3 separate regions of the Homo sapiens genome follow, and regions 2 and 3 are each linked to region 1. A link is a loop called in an ENCODE intact Hi-C map of the cell type or tissue named here. Cell type or tissue: MCF 10A. All regions are shown on one strand. Links, peaks and the distances in the headings refer to the core of each region. The heading gives the core; the rest is flanking DNA.

What was found. A loop is a pair of places that touch in the nucleus more often than their neighbours do. Peaks named below come from ENCODE experiments on the same cell type or tissue, not always from the same donor. Only the 100,000 strongest peaks of a DNase experiment are listed, where the experiment ranks them.
Region 2: a loop joins it to region 1, with 7 times the contacts of the local background. A loop is called at or near these places in 4 of 110 quality-filtered maps.
Region 3: it touches region 1 in a loop (16-fold over the local background); 5 of 110 quality-filtered maps call a loop at or near these places.

Annotation. Positions count from the first base shown.
Region 1 is chr10:119,027,381-119,030,458 of GRCh38, forward strand. NANOS1 (nanos C2HC-type zinc finger 1) reads left to right here and starts at 2,334. Exons shown (of 1, transcript NM_199461.4): 1 at 2,334-3,078. The coding sequence starts at 2,422. It overlaps LINC03036 (long intergenic non-protein coding RNA 3036), which reads right to left and starts at 2,191. Exons shown (of 4, transcript NR_186540.1): 1 at 1,965-2,191. RefSeq lists an enhancer at 1,611-2,111 and silencers at 1,936-2,405, 2,526-2,735. In MCF 10A, for the core only: a CTCF peak has its summit at 2,081 (motif pointing left); a DNase peak (open chromatin) is centred at 2,061.
Region 2 is chr10:118,583,421-118,586,498 of GRCh38, forward strand. No RefSeq gene overlaps it. Among named protein-coding and RNA genes, the nearest start is that of PRLHR, 11 kb to the right of the region's middle. RefSeq lists an enhancer at 1,164-2,363. In MCF 10A, for the core only: no CTCF peak of the experiment used is centred there; DNase peaks (open chromatin) are centred at 1,371 and 2,521.
Region 3 is chr10:118,868,978-118,872,055 of GRCh38, forward strand. The region is part of intron 2 of LINC03036 (long intergenic non-protein coding RNA 3036); the gene reads right to left. It also overlaps the pseudogene RPL17P36. Among named protein-coding and RNA genes, the nearest start is that of CACUL1, 120 kb to the left of the region's middle. In MCF 10A, for the core only: no CTCF peak of the experiment used is centred there; DNase peaks (open chromatin) are centred at 1,714 and 2,094.

The DNA.
Region 1 (3,078 bases), core at 521-3,020:
AAACTCAGGAGGCAGAGATTGCAGTGAGCCTAGATCGTGCCATCGCACTCCAGTCTGGGCGACAGAGTGAGACTCTGTCTCAAAAAAAAAAAAAGAAATCCTACTCTTCTCTAGGTCTCATTTTCTTCATCTGTAAGGATTGGACAGAACTGGGTGCAGTGGCTCACATTTGCAATCCCAGCACTTTGTGAGGCCAAGACAGGAGGATCACTTGAGGCCAGGAGTTCAAGACCAGCCTGGGCAACATAGCGAGACCCCCATCTATTAAAAAAGAAAAGAAAAAGGCAAGAAAAGATCGAACAGAATGATCCCAAAGATCCCTTCCCATGCTGACATTCTGATTCCCTCATTCATTCATTCTAATATTAACCAATGCCAGCACTAGGTTCTGGGCATCCCCTGCTGAGCCATTCTAAACCTGCTGGGCACAGCCAAGACCTGTGAGTGTGGCCTCAGGCCTAGTGAGGGCTCATTGTTTCCACAGCCACTGCATGGTCCAGAGTGAGGAAGGAAAGCCCCATCTGCCCCATGAAGCCCACCCTGCCAGGGCCCACCTGCCAGGGGAGGCATTTTCCTGATCCCAGTTCTAGGTTTCATCCTAGAAGAGCCCTCAGTATCTAAAGCCTTTCCTACTTTCAATTTTTAAAAAAGTTGGGAAGTGTAAGACCACCTGCCATCTTCCTAATCAAAACTCATCTTCTGGCTCTTATTCTCCATGGCTTTTACACAACATGTTTTATTCATTTCAAAGTATTTAATTATAATGTTGAGGCCAGGTGTGGTGGCTCATGTCTGTAATCCCAGCACTTTGGGAGGCCAAGGCAGGAAGATCGCTTGAGGCCAGGTGTTCAAGACCAGCCTAGGCAACATAGTGAGACCCTGTCTCAAGAAAAAAAAAAAAGAAAAAAGAAAAATCAAGAAGAAAAAAGAAAGAGTGAGAAAGAAAGAAAGAGGCCAGACGCGGTGGCTCACGCCTGTAACACCAACACTTTGGGAGGCCAAGGCAGGCGGATCGCGAGGTCTGGAGTTCAAGACAAGCCTGGCCAACATAGTGAAACCCCGTCTCTACTAAAATACAAAAAATTAGCCCGGCATGGTGGCGGGCATCTGTAATCCCAGCTGCTTGGAAGGCTGAGGCAGGAGAATTGCTTGAACCCGGGATGCGGAAAGAAAAGAAAAAAAAAGAAAGAAAAGGAAGGAGGGAAAGAAGGAAGGAAGGAAGGAAGGAAAGAAGGAAGGAAAGAAGGAAGGAAGGAAGGAAGGAAGGAAGGAAGGAAGGAAGGAAGGAAGGAAGGAAGGAAGACAAAATATAACATTGAATACACGTTGTTTTTCAAACTGCACATACAACCCACATTTTGACTCAGGCCTCTGGGGCGAGGGGGTACACACACACACACACATCCCAGTCACTGTCCTAGGCTCTCCAGCCATGAGATTTTCCGGCCCAGCCCCAACCCCGACCTAAGTAACCGGCTATCGGCCACCCATTGGCTGAAGTCCCTGAGCACCTGTTGGGAGGAAGGCTGCTGCGTGCAGCCGGAAAGTCCTGCGTCCCTCCGCTCTTACCGCGGCAGGAACCACAGCCTCCCCGAACCTCAGGGTTTGTATGGATTTCGCCCAGGGGAAAGCGCTCCAACGCGCGGTGCAAACGGAAGCCACTGGCTGGTTGGGCGGCTGTGATGGGAGAGCTGCATCCTTCCAACGCGTCCAGCTTTTCATGCTGATGTTGGTGAGAAGGGGGTGGATAGCGGGGATTCTCAGGATTAGGGCCTAGGGCCATTAAAGGCTGGGAGGTGGGGGCGTAAACCTGTGGCCACCCTGACCCCTGTCCTCGGGGGGCCTCACCACCAGGCCGAGGAGACCCAGGCCTGGTCACCTGCTCCAAGCCCAGGCCCGGCGCTCGAATGCGGGCCCCAGCGGCCCTCCCTTCCCGGCCCTTCTCTCCCCTACTTTCTCCTCACCTCCCAGCTGCGCGGAGAACACGCCCCCTCCCCGTGTTCCCACCAATCAGCGTCCGGAGCGGCGCCCGAGGCGCCGGGGGGCTCTGGTCTGCAGCCAATGAGCGCCACGGCTCGAGGCGGCGCCTCGCCCGCCCCCTCCCGGAATGAAGGCCGCCCGACAGCTGGCGAGGCTGGCGCAGCGCGCGGGGCGCGGGAGCCGCGCGGGCTGGAGCGGAGCGCGCACACAGCCAGCCCGCCTCCGCTCCGCCTCCGTCCGGGGCGCGGGCGAGGTGGCCGGGGCGGGGGAACGCAGGGGGCAGGGCCGCGGCGGCGAGGCCGGGGGGCGGGGAGGAGTGGGCCCGATAAAAGGCGGCGCGGCGGCCCCACCCCGCGGCAGGCCGGCGGGCAGGCTCGGCGTGTCCCTTCCGTCCGGCCCGCGCCGGCGGCGGGGAGGCGGCGCGCGGCCCGCAGCCCGCCCATGGAGGCTTTCCCCTGGGCGCCCCGCTCGCCCCGCCGCGGCCGCGCCCCCCCGCCCATGGCGCTCGTGCCCAGCGCCCGCTACGTGAGCGCCCCGGGCCCGGCGCACCCGCAGCCCTTCAGCTCCTGGAACGACTACCTGGGGCTCGCCACGCTCATCACCAAAGCGGTGGACGGCGAGCCGCGCTTCGGCTGCGCCCGCGGTGGGAACGGCGGCGGCGGCTCCCCGCCCTCCTCCTCCTCGTCGTCCTGCTGCTCCCCCCACACGGGGGCCGGGCCTGGGGCGCTGGGGCCGGCGCTGGGGCCGCCCGACTACGACGAGGACGACGACGACGACAGCGACGAGCCGGGGTCCCGGGGCCGCTACCTGGGGAGCGCGCTGGAATTGCGCGCGCTGGAGCTGTGCGCGGGCCCCGCCGAGGCCGGGCTGCTGGAGGAGCGCTTCGCCGAGCTGAGCCCGTTCGCGGGTCGTGCCGCCGCCGTGCTGCTGGGCTGCGCGCCCGCCGCCGCCGCCGCCGCCACCACCACCAGCGAGGCGACGCCGCGCGAGGAGCGGGCCCCGGCGTGGGCGGCCGAGCCCCGGCTGCACGCGGCCTCCGGGGCGGCGGCCGCCCGGCTGCTGAAGCCCGAGCTGCAGGTGTGCGTGTTCTGCCGGAAC
Region 2 (3,078 bases), core at 234-2,733, 440 kb before region 1:
AAAGCTCTGCAAATGATTCCAATGCACAGCCAGGTTTGGGAACCTTTCAATTTATTAAAATCAGATAATGGTACCTGCATTCTGAAGCAAGTCATTTAACTCATTTGTTTTTGCTATGTGAAGTTTCATAATCTCAGACCTCATAGTTGTGTGATTAAGGGAGCCTCTAAATGAGAAAAACAAGAAGGGAAATCTAGTACATTCCTGAACAAGTCATTCCTTTATGGGTACTTTCAAAGACAATACTGGGAACGTAATAGAAATTCCCCTGGCAAAAGCCTATGCCCAGTCCATGGATGGAGGCACTAACCTTGCAGTCATAGCCCTCTTGGGTGCAGCCTGGCTCACTGCAGGGAAGTGCGCTGGACCCTGGGGATACATGGGTGAAGAAAGCAGATATGGCCTGTACCCACACGAAGCTCACATCTCATAGAGGACAGACCAATGTGTCATGACGAATCATGATGAGCGTCATGAAGAGAAAAAGCAAGGAGATAAAGTTAAGAATAAGAGGCCAGAGCACTTTAAATGAGGCAGTCAGAGAGGGCATCTCTGAGGAGGTGACATTTAAGCTGAGACCTGAAGGGAAAGATCTCTTCCTCCAGGAGGAGAGCAAGGTAGAAGGCGCTGCAGTAGGAAATGGGGTGTTATTCTAAACAGCATTCCAGAAGCATCAGGCCAACTTTAGGACTGATTGAGCTACCCACAGTTCCTAAAAGAGGAGGCCATGTGTCACCTCAGGGTTATCTCTTAGGGAACAGCCATGCCCTCCTATGGTCTTCTTCTGTGGGGGACTTTGCCACAGAATCCTGGGCCTAGTGAGATTCAATGTGACTATGCCTCAGAACAATGGAGGTTGACTTTGGCAACTTCTCAGAAAACTCGAGGTTGTGAACTCTGAGCTACAAAGAGTATACAGCAGGCACACACTAGCCCCTGGCCCTCAGGGAAGGTTGACCAAAGGTGCTGTAACAAATGCCAACATCTGTGCAGGGACCCACGTGTTGAGCAGAGCAGGAAACCCACACTTCAAAATTGCCTTAAAATGACCAGGGTTCTGCGTTTGGGAGTTTGGCAACAGAGCAGGTAGCCAACCCTCCCTCTTATCACAATCTGGAAGCATAAAAGCAGGAATAGCATCATAACATAAAAAAGGGGAAAAAAACTCAGCAGTGAGCACAGTTATGCTTTAGCATCAAGCATCTTTATGTTATTTTTCATCCATTTTCATCACCGTTGAGTCTCCATGGTTTATGATTACCTTACGACATTTTTAAAAAGAAATTAACTTCAACTTTCTAGCAGCTATCTGCTAAGATACAGCTGATGACTCATAAAATGTGAATCACAACACTGGCAGGCCTGGCTGGAAGCCATTAGTGTGCAGTGGTTACTCAGGCCCATATTCCCCGAGTTACAATTTGCCACTTTTCAGAACCCAACACATGTTTGTTCCCTCTCATTTGGGAAGAATATGGAACAAGGGCTCTTGAATATGGAACAAGGCCTGAAGAAGATGCTGCCCTGGACTTGTGGTAGTCCTGTGGGCCAGATAACCCAATGGCCAGTATGAACCTCCCATTTTAGAGGCGTAAAAGGGTTTCTTTCCCTCCCTTTCAGTTAGGAGTATGTCACCCAGTTCTGGCAAGTGATACATAACGAGAGCAACTGAGAAGGCCTCTGCCTTCCTGCACTGAAGGAGAGTTGCTGGTGTTTCCCTTTCCCCTTCCTTCTTGCCTCGGATGTGGATGAGTATCCGGAGTTTTAGCAGCCATTTTGAAGACCTGAGGTAACAGCATCAGGATAAAGGTGAAGCAGTTAACGATGAATGGAGGCAAAAGACAGAAAAAGATTTTAAGTCTTCAATGACACCATTGAGCTACTGGGCCGACCTGACACCCACCCACCTCCAGACTTCTTTGTAAATCAGATGATAAAGAACCTTAGGACTTCTGCCTTGTGGTTAGTTTGGTATTCTGTTACTTCCTACAGAAAGCATTCCTGATTGACGTGGGAATTGAGCATCTGTGGCCTAGATCCCATATGCTACCTTTTCTTCCTGGGGCAAACGTGAAATGTTGAACGAGGTAAGACATTCAGATATGATGCTAATTACTCTCTAAGGCCCTTTTCCACCTATCTCTTCTTCATCCTCACTTAAACTGGCCCACTTCCAGTCCTGATTCTCTCTCTCCTGGACCATGCAATAATTCCTTAATGTATTTCCCCACTTCCTGCCTTCCCATTCCACACTTTCCCTTTTGCCAGCATTAGGTCCCAGAGTACCTTCCTAAACAAGTCATTCTTTTATCTCCCACTCACCCTAAACCTTCACTGGCTCCCCACTGCCTCCCAAGAAGAGCTAGACTCCTTAGGTTGAAACTCAGGGTAGGACTTTATAGTGGTTAGGAAGGCAGACTTTGGACCAAATCCCAGCTCCACCACCTCCCATACATCATTCCTTGGCAAATTGCTTGACTTTTCTAAATATCTGTTTTCCTATCTGTAAAATAAAAATAACAATGAGAATGTCTACTTCCTAATGTGCTGAGAAATAAGTGATGCAATGTAAGGTACAGCACTGTGCCTTACACACAGTAAGAATTCAGCCAACCTAACTGGTATTACTAATCTTCCTGAATCTAGTTTCAGCCAGCTTTTCACCACTCTGTCTCGTAAGCACAGCCTGCACTCTTTCAAATAGGCATCACCCTTTCCTTCCTTTGCTAATCACCTTACCCTGCCCATAGCATGCTCTCCTGCCACTACTCTCTTCATTACATAAAATCCCAGGCATTGGCTGGGGGTGGTGGCTCACGCCTGTAATCCCAGCACTTTGGGGGGCCAAGGTGGATGGATCATTTGAGGTCAGGAGTTCGAGACCAGCCTGGCCAACATAGTGAAACCCTGTCTCTACTAAAAATACAAAAATTAGCCAGGCATGGTGATGGACAACTGTAATCCCAGCTACTTGGGAGGCTGAGGCAGGACAATCACTTGAACCCAGGAGGCAGAGGTTGCAGTGAGCCAAGATCGTGCCATTGCACTCCAGTCTGGGAGACAGAGCAAGATTCTGTC
Region 3 (3,078 bases), core at 234-2,733, 160 kb before region 1:
GGGCAAGAGGCAGATGTTTCCGACCTCATACAGGTGCACCTCAGAAGGGCCTTTACACCCAATCCTTTATTTGACCCTCACAACCTGAAAGCTAAGTCAAACAGGTTTTTCTCTCATTTCTACAAATGCAAAAACAAAGGCTCAGAGAGGTGAAGCCACCTGCCCAAAGTCACACAACTAGCAAGTGGTCAAGCCCAGATATCCTGGCTCCAACAAGATGCTGCAGTAGACACTGTGGTTGATGCCTCAACATCCATCCCAGCCCTGTCCCTCTGTGTGGCCACAGTTATTTCAGGGACTGGCCCTGCCTCCAGATGGGCCTCACTTAGTCAATATGAATTATAGAATCCCATCCCTCTTCATCAGGGATTGGATCAAAAGCCCAGCCTGAGCTTGTCCCTACCTTGTGCCACCTACCTTGTCCCAGGAATTGGTTCTTGCCAATAAGACACAAAAAGTCTGCTGGCCAGGCGCAGTGGCTCACGCCTGTAATCCCAGCACTTTGGGAGACCAAGGCGGGCGGATCACAAGGTCAGGAGATCGAGACCATCCTGGCTAACATGATGAAACCCCATCTGTACTAAAAATACAAAAAAATGAGCCAGGCATGGTGGCGGGCGCCTGTAGTCCCAGCTACTCAGGAGGCTGTGGCAGGAGAATGGCATGAATCTGGGAGGCAGAGCTTGCAGTGAGCCGAGATCGCGCCACTGCACTCCAGCCTGGGCAACAGTGCGAGACTCTGTCTCAAACAAACAAACAAAAAAAAGACATAAGTAGTCTGCTGAGGGCTTTTAGGGAATTTTTCCTTACTATTAAAGGACAAGATTAGACCAGGCCAGATGGCTCACACCTGAAATCCTACAACTCTGGGAGGCCAATGTGGGCAGATTGTGTGAATTCAGGAGTTTGAGACCCGCCTAGGCAACAGCAAAACCCCATCTCTACAAAAAATATAGAAATTGGCTGAGCATGGTCGTGCATGCCTGTAGCCCCAGCTACTCAGTGGGCTGAGGTGGGAGGATTGTTTGAGTCTGGGGGAGGGAGGTTGCAGTGAGCCAAGAATGTGTCCCTGCACTCCAGCCTGGGTGACAGAGCAAGACCCTGTCTCACACACACACACACACACACACACACACACACACACACAAAGCCAGTTTTTGCAGTTCTTAATTCCCACCAAAATTAAATATGCGTATATTGAAAAAAAAAAAAAGCAAGATTAGGAAGTTTCTCCATCTTTCTAGAATGAATGAGGAAGAAGATAGCCCCGCTGGCTGCTGGCAGCAAATCTACAACGAAGTGGTTCTAAAATGAAGTGGATGCTCTGGCTGGCAGAAGAGAGAGGCAGAAAGAACTAGGTATCCTTGATGGCCTCATGAAGCTCAGTGTCACACAGTCTTGAAGCCCACCCTACCTGTGAGCGTCCACTCAGGTAAGGCCACAAAGTTCCTTAACCTTTCAGCTGGGTCAAGTTGGCTTATTTGTTAATTGCAGCTAAAAGCATCCCACTGGACGCAGCACCCTCTCCCTCCCAGCAGCTTGGCATTAGGGAGCCCAGCATCCTGAAAATCCCACTGAGCTCCCAGGAAATAGTAATATCTGCCTCACCAGCCCCACATTGCCCCATCTTCCCCAATGGCTGTTTGCCAACTTTATTGCATCAAATCTATTGAAGTTTTTGTTGTTGTTGTTTTAACTTCGCAGGGAAGGCTGTTCTATGGTGCTGTGAGTCATCCTGGGAAGCAGCAGCCCTAGTGCTAAGGCAGGATGCAGATCAGTCTGTTCCAGTACCCACCTCCCCTCTCTCCTCCCCCGCAAAGGGCAGTTTCCTCTGGAATCCATGCACATGCAATTTATTTCTAACTGCTCCAGCAGGTTCCAATCCTGTTGCTTGCTGCGTCTAGTTATTCACTTGGAATCAGAGCTGCTGGAAAGTCAAAATTAGCCTCATTCTACCAGCATGAAATAGAAACACAGAGGCAGTCCCTTGGCTTTAGGGAGGCAAGAATCTAGAATTTTTCTTATCTCTCTGTGAATACCAGAGCTGAGGGTTACATGGGTCTGTGATTACACAGTCATTTGGAAATTGTGCAAGTTGGAAGCAGCACTGTCATTGACTTCCTGTTAAGAGGAGGCAGCAGGAGAAGCCTTCCAGAGAGGGACACAGGGCAGCCATCTGGTTGGAAGTCATTGTGCTTACATAAGTTGTCTGTTCACTTAAGGAGGCAAGGGTTAAGCAGGCTGCAAGGCAAGGAGTGTGAATGACCCTAAGCCATGCTTGACACCATGCATTAATGATGTTTTTTATCTTCTGTAGTTTATAAAGCTTTGACATCCTGAGGCCTTGCTAATCCTGGAGAGACTCCCCTTCCAGGGCTAGCTAATTTCTAGAGATAGTAAACAATTTGCCTGCCAACATATCTTTCATATACAAACCAACCAATCCAAAACCTGTATCCCCAACCACTTCCTTTATTTAACTCTCACACACCAAGCCCATATTTTCCTTGCCCTAAATCACCCCAGGACCAAGTAACAGACTACTGGAGACCATTCCTATAGCCTAGAACCCGCAGACATTATTCAAACTCTCTAATTCTAAGCTTGCTCAAACTTGCCAATCCTGCCTCACCCATCCCTCCCCACGGAATCCCCAATAAGGTCTATGGGTCATGCCCTCTCTTCATTCTTTCTGCCTCATGACCAACTCTGGTGCCTTTGCATGTGACCCTGCATGGCACAGCATGCCCCCTTCTCTTGGGAACTGTAATAAACTCCTTTCAAGGCATATTTCTCTATGTCTGTCATCTTACCATACCTAATTAAAACAAAATCCTAGATCCTTTGTTTGTTTTTGCTTATTTTTTATTTGTTTGTTTTAGAGACAGGGTCTCACTCTATCACGCAGGCTAGAGTACAGTGGCATGATCATAGCTCATTGCAGCCTCGACCTCCTGGACTCAAGTGATCCTCCTGCCTCAGCCTTCTGAGTAGCCGGGACTACAAGCACGTGCCACCATATCTGGCTAATTTTTTTTTTCCTTTTAATTACATTTATTTTAATGCTGAATTTACTCC